Linked DNA regions of Homo sapiens: region 2 is linked to region 1. The links are chromatin contacts, found by Hi-C or POLR2A ChIA-PET in ENCODE. All regions are on one chromosome and are shown on one strand. Each heading gives the region's core, a stretch centred on a gene start or an enhancer-like site at or near the end of the contact. The rest is flanking DNA. Distances are from core to core; before and after follow the strand shown.

Region 1 (3,396 bases), core at 261-2,760:
ATGGACTTTTAAAAGTAATTTTAGGTTCACAGCAAAATTGAGTAGAAAGTACAGAGAGTTCCTACTTACTGCTTTTCTCCACACATTGACAGTCAGGCACCAGTGTGGTAGAATAATAAGCTTTTAATAGAATGTTTATCTTTGTGTTTTTCCTGATCTCTTCTATCAAAACATTAGCCTTTTTTTTTTTTGTACATGACTTAAAATCCTTTTTTTAAATTTGGAATTAGAGTTTATAAGTGAGTATTTTGACATCCATATTTTCTGACAAAATGACTTTCACTTTCCCAAGTTCCCAGGCTATTTTTGCTTTCTCCATCCCACCCCTACCCCTTGTTAGAATGTTAGTATGTATACAGATTGGTTTTTTTTAATATTAACATTAAATCAGGGACATTCTTCAGTGCCACTGAATTTTTTTTTCAACATAATTTTGATAGCATGGTTTTACTTCATGGAAAAAATGGAAGATTGCAAATTGTTAAATTTTCAGTTAAATATAACCGGCCCTTGAAATTCAGCTCCTTGCATTTTATTAGGAACTTGATTTTTATTTTCCTTTTTGCACCATCACTATAGTAATGGGATTAAAGTTAAAACCAGCAAATTTAAGCAGATATTTCTATTTAAGCAGATATTTCTATTTAAGCAGCTGTGATTAGAAAAGCAGATTGAATTCACTGAAGAAATGAAGTATCTCCAGATTTTATTTTACTGTCTCCTTCCCCATATATCTGTTAATATAATCTTTTTAGATTCGAGGATTTCAACAAGTTACTTCATGTTTTCTCAAAGATTTATTTTGGGTCTATAATTACTTGCCTCGAGATCTTCCATTTTAAGTTAATTACTATAAAATATTTTTTACTGTTACTAAATACCTCAACTCTCAGTGTTAACCTTTTTTTTCTACCTTTTTGTTGGGTTTCAAATCATTGATATTTTCAGATTTCATAGTCTATAAGGTATGGCTTTTTAAAGCTGTGTAGTCCCATATTTTAACGTAAGATGGCAGCATTGAGATAAATGTGTAGTGACACCAAGTGATTTTAGTTATTTGGTCAATTAGCCCATTGTAACAGGGGAAACTTGCTGCTTTAAAGTTCTTAGAAATGTACGCCAATTCTAGGTGTTTTTGCCAACTTTTTGAAGTCACAGTTCCATGGAGTTTAGCCAGGGGTATCAGGAATCTTTTCAGTGCTAGGAATCTCTGTAGTGTTGAAAGATACTGGCTAAATATTTTTTTTTTTTTTTTTTTTTTTTTTTGGAGACAGAGTCTCGCTCTATCCCCCAGGCTGGAGTGCAGTGACATCGTCTCGGCTCACTGCAACCTCTACCTCCCAGGTTCAAGTGATTCTCATGCCTCAGCCTCCCAAGTAGCTGGGATTACAGGCACCTGCCACCATGCCCAGCTAATTTTTATATTTTTAGTAGAGAGACAGGGTTTCGCCATGTTGGCCAGGCTGGTCTTGAACTCCTAACCTCAGGTGGTCTGCCTGCCTTGGCCTCCCACAGTGCTGGGATTACAGGATTACAGGGGTGAGCCACAGTGCCCGGCCACATACTGGCTAAATATTAATAAGTAAAAGTTTATATAACTAGCCTGGCTGTACTCTGAATTCATATTCAAATGTCCAGCTGCCTTTTGAATAGACACTTTTTGACTATCACTAGATTGTAGGTCTACTAAGTAGTTATTCATTATTTCTGCACAATTATTTTACCTTTGTACATTTTTTTTTAAAACTATTCTTGTTGAATTGTATCCAGTTTTGTAAGAATCACTCTTAAATCTGTTGTCATATCTATTCTTGTCATAGTTGGAGAGTATACCTACTCTGTGCTGACCCCAACAGTAGAACCGGAAGGCAAATCTTGTTTCAGTTACTATTTTAAAAAAAGAAACCTCACACACACAAAACCCCACAACTTTTTAATAACTGTTAAATAAGTAGAATAGGCTGTTTTGTGAAGTAGTAAGTGTCCTATTTTAGAAATATGCTAGTTGAATCTGGATAACTGTGTCAGAGATTCTATGGAAGAAATGCTTCTACCACCTAAGAGGTTAGGAAATTATTTCATGGCTCCATAACTAAAGGCTCAGTTCATTTCAATTCAGCAAGCAGTTTTTGAGCACATACAATGTGTGGTCACAATGCTAGGCATTGGGAATACATAAACATGGATAAGAAGTTATACCCGCTACATCCAAGGGGCTCTCAGTCTAGTAAGGAAGATGTCTTAAGAAAGTAATTTAGTCAAAAGCGAAAGGATGCTTGGGAAAGTAAGTCATCTCTGCAGTTCATGGTAGTTGGAAATGGCTTCTGTGTGGATGTAAGATGTAAGGTGAGCCTTAATCATTGACACTGTAGTGTAATGGAATTTGCATTGGCATAGGATTATTAAAACTCAAATCCTTGTTCAGCGTTTCCTAACCAAAATTTTGTCATCTTTAAAATTCAGGTAATACTCATGTTTCAAGGTGTTGAGAAGGTTGAGTGGAGTTCTGTGTTCATGTATGTCTGTGTACCACACAAATACATGTAAAGACACATTTATCTTTTACTACTATGCTTTACACAATTAAGTATTTTATTAATTGTTATTAATACCATCATGACAATCATTCCAGGCAAAATTTGGCTAGAGAAGAATAAGGAAGACATCAAGGAAGAAGAGTATTGAGCAAAGGCCTATGTGGGAATGAAAATGTAAAATGCCCAAGTTAATTTGATGGTTTGAGTTAGACAGTGTTGGGAAATAAGCTGTTAGGGTGTTATCTATGCCAGAGAAAAACAGTATACTTTACCTGTCATCTAGATGCTGATTTAAAAATTTTCCTGGCCTGGCGTGGTGGCTCAGACCTGTAATCCCAGCACTTTGGGAGGCCAAGGCAGGAGGATCGCTTGAGCCCAGGAGTTTGAGACCAGCGTGGGCAACAGGGGTAATCCCTACCTCTACAAAAGAAAAAAAAAATTAGCCAGGCGTGGTGGCATGTGCCTGTAGTCCCAGCTACTCACGAGGCTGAGGTGGGAGGATCACCTGAGCCAGGGAGCTCGAGTCTAGGGTGAGCCGTGATCATGCCACTGTACTCCAGCTTGGGCAACAGAGCAAGACCCTGTCTCTAAATAAATAAATAAATAAATTAAGATTGTTCCTATTTCTGCTTTAGTTATTTGTGTTAATTTTAAATAAGTTCCATGTATTCTGAGGTTTACACTTAAACATCTCTCTCCTTAATTAGAACATAGACAAGTAAAGTCTATTGTTATTTTTCAAGAATATTTGGACAAATCTATTGAAATAAATATACAGCGTTTTCCAGGTTATCTTTGATAACCCACTATGTTCAGGTTATTTGGCTGGCAACAGAGGGTATATACAAAGATGAATGCA
Region 2 (3,396 bases), core at 290-2,789, 310 kb after region 1:
GATGTCATCAAGGTGTTCAGTGACATGAAAGTGTGCAAGTCTTCAACACTAGAAAAGGTGAAGAAGCGCAAGAAGTTGCTGCTCTTCTGCCTGAGTGAGTACAAGAAGTACATCATCCTTGCGGAGGCCAAGAAGATCCTGGTAAGTAATGTGGACCAAACCATTGATGATCCCTATGCCACTTTTGTCAAGATGCTGACAGTAAGGACTGCCGCTACGCCCCTTATGACGCCACCAAGGACAGCAAGAAGAAGGACCTGGTGTTTATCTTCTGGGCCTCTGAGTCTGCATCCATTAAGAGCAAAATGATCTATGCCAGCTCCAAAGACGTCATCAAGAAGCAGCTAGGGGTCAGCACTGTCGTCTTCTTGGAGGGCAAACTTTGTGATCCCCTCCAGCGCCCTTCCTGGAGAATCTACTAGTCCCAGACCTGCCCTCAGGGATTGCAGGCTGCCCCCTTCCTGCCAGACTGGAGGGCCTGGGGGAATCCCAGCAGAGGGAAGGCACTCCCTTCACCCCAATTGCCAAACAGCCCCCCAACTCCCTGGATTTTCCTCCTCTCTCCATCCCTGACAGTTCTGGCCTTCCCAAACTGCTTGGATCTTCTGATTCCTCTTGGGTTGAAGCAGACCAAGTTCTCCCAGGAACCCCAGTTGGGGAAGGCCTATATATATATTTTAAAAACAACCCCACTCTCCACCTGTTCCTCCACCTTCCCATGCTACAACTTCTAACCACAACAGTGACTCTGTGCCTGTCTGTTTAGTTCTGTGTATAAATGGAATGTTGTGAAGATGGCCCCTTCCCATGCCAGCTGGTTCCTCTCCCTTGGTTATGGCCGCTAATGGAAACCGGACTAGTGAGCGACCTTTAATTTTTAAAAAAAGAAAATACAATAAAATAATACTCAAATGTTTAAGCAGATTTCCCAAAACAGAGTAGAATAGAATTCATATGAATAAGCAAACAATTTAATTGTTACTACTGGCATTATGTTATGGATTTTGCTTTCCTACAGAAAATAACTCCACAACTGATTTTATTAGTATAGAATTAATTTCTTGCTAAGAGTCATTTTTGCTTATCTCACCATTGGATATTTGCAAAGTCACTAATATTTCTTTTATCCATCATTCATATGTAAGTAAATATGTACCTTACTTCCTCTTTCCAGGCAAGTAGAGGTTCCAAATATAGCCATGTGTCACATAACAGGGATTTGTTCTGATAAACGAATCCATAGACAATTTTGTCTTTGTGCAAACATGATAAAGTGTACTTGCACAAACCTAGATGGTGTAGCCCACTACACACCTAAGCTATGTGGTATAGCCTGTTGCTTCTAGGCTACAAACATGTACAGCATGTTACTATACTGAGTACTGTAGGCAAGTGTAACATAATGGTCAGTATTTGTGTATCTAAACATACCTAAATATAGAAAAGGTACAGTAAAAATATGGTATAAAAGATAAATGGTATACCTGTATAAGGCATTTACCATGAATGGAGCTTGCAGGACTGGAAGTTGCTCTGGGTGAGTCAATGAGTGAGTGGTGAGTCACTGTGAAAGCCTAGGACATTATTGTACACTACTGTAAACTGCATAAACACTGCACACTAGGCTACAATTTATGAAAAAATTTCTTCAATAATAAGCTATTAAATAACATAAAGTTGTAAATAATAATAAATTATGATTACATATCAACAATATTTTCTTTATATCCTATAAGCTTTTTTCTATTTTTAAATTAATTTCTTAAAATTTTTTAAACTTATTTTGTTAAAAACTAAGACACAAACACCCATGTAAGCACAGGCCTACACATGGTGAGGATCATCAGTATCGGTGTCTTCCACATCCACATTTTGTCCACTGGAAGCTCTTCAGAGTTAGTAACATACACGGAGCTGTCGTCTGCTGTGATATTGAAGCTGTTTTCTGGAATACCTCCTGAAGAACCTGCCTGAGGCTGTTTTACAGTTAACTAAAAAAAAATAAGTAGAAGGAGTACACTCTAAAATAACAATTAAAAGTATGGTATAGTAAATACATAAAGTGGTAACAGTTGTTTATTATCATTATCAAGTATTACATAGTGTACATAATTGAATGTGCTATACTTTTATATGACTGGTAGTGCAGTAAGTTTGCTTGCACCAGCATCACCGCAAACTGTGAGTAATGCATTACTCCATGACGTTAGGATGGCTAGGTTCACAAGGCGATAGGAATTTTTCAGCTCCATTATAATCATGGGACTGCCTTGGTATATGCGGGCTGTTGTTGACAGAAACGTCATTATGTCACGCAAGACTAGATAATGAGGGAATCCTTTTCCTCCTAATTGGTTATTTGAGCTGTTTAATCTCCCTTCCACTCCCAGCAAGTGTAGTCATTAAAATACCTTACATAACTATGGAGCCTTCATGATTAGAACTGCGATATGATGATGTTACATACCCACTCAGGGTTCTCTGCTTCAGGGCCAAAGTTTGGGCAATGTCACACCTATTGTACTTTTTGGATGGGTTTCTCTGTCATGAGAGGAATGGGAAATGAAAGAAGGATGAGCCCAATGTAATTCTGAGAATCAGATTTAACTAGTATCTGATAAAGCTTGCAAAATTTCCATGTTGATAAGTTGATCTAATTTATTTGTTTAACCTGCTGTATAATGTTTTATCATATGAAAATATCACATTTGATTTATCTATATGGAACATTTAGATTCTAATTTTTTGCTGTTTTAAATAATATTTCCATGAATTTCCCTATATGTTTCTGCTTTCAATATATGAAAGTTTTGCTAGAGTAGGGGTCTTTAAACTTTTTTGTTAGCTTATCCCACAAACAATTTGGAAAAACTTTTCCTCTATACACATGGTAGAGTTAGAATTGAACTTTTTTATTCTAAGTTTAAGTAGGTGGAAAGGAAGTAATTTCCTAGTTATGTAACTTTTTTTTTTTTTTTTTTGGAGACAGAGTTTTTGCTCTTGTTGCCCAGGCTGGAGTACGATGGCGCAATCTTGGCTCACTGCAACCTCCACCTCCCGGGTTCATGCGATTCTCTCCTGCCTCAGTCTCCCGAGTAGCTAGGATTACAAACACCCGCCACCACGCCCTGCTAATTTTTTTTTTTTTTGTATTTTTAGTAGAGACAGGGTTTCACCTGTATTTTTAGTAGAGACGGGTTTTCACCATGTTGGCCAGGCTGGTCTCGAACTCCTGACCTCAGGTGATCCACCCGCCTCGGCCTCCCAAAGTGTTGGGAGTACAGGCGTGAGCCACCATGCCTGGCCTATGTAACATTTAAAGTAGAATTCTTAAGTGTATCCAATATTCATAAATACCATAGTAATTTGTTGCCATTGCCCATCAAAACATTAAAA

Evidence for each region. A loop is a pair of places that touch in the nucleus more often than their neighbours do. ChIA-PET counts read pairs that join two places held with the same protein, here RNA polymerase II (POLR2A). Pooled maps may share reads with other maps.
Region 2: a loop to region 1 is called in a map of mesothelial cell of epicardium, with 32 times the contacts of the local background. The contact joins two enhancer-like sites. A Hi-C loop is called at or near these places in 1 of 168 maps with a recorded cell type or tissue (mesothelial cell of epicardium) and 3 of 50 pooled maps. POLR2A ChIA-PET finds 5 or more read pairs at or near these places in 1 of 52 experiments (OCI-LY7).

Annotation. Positions count from the first base shown.
Region 1 is chr10:87,532,804-87,536,199 of GRCh38, forward strand. The region is part of intron 4 of MINPP1 (multiple inositol-polyphosphate phosphatase 1); the gene reads left to right. Among named protein-coding and RNA genes, the nearest start is that of MINPP1, 30 kb to the left of the region's middle. Within about 2 kb of position 1,511, at least 2 of the 41 ENCODE cell types and tissues checked have a DNase peak (open chromatin) inside an H3K27ac peak, as active enhancers do.
Region 2 is chr10:87,843,897-87,847,292 of GRCh38, forward strand. It overlaps the pseudogene CFL1P1. Among named protein-coding and RNA genes, the nearest start is that of KLLN, 18 kb to the right of the region's middle. Within about 2 kb of position 1,540, at least 5 of the 41 ENCODE cell types and tissues checked have a DNase peak (open chromatin) inside an H3K27ac peak, as active enhancers do.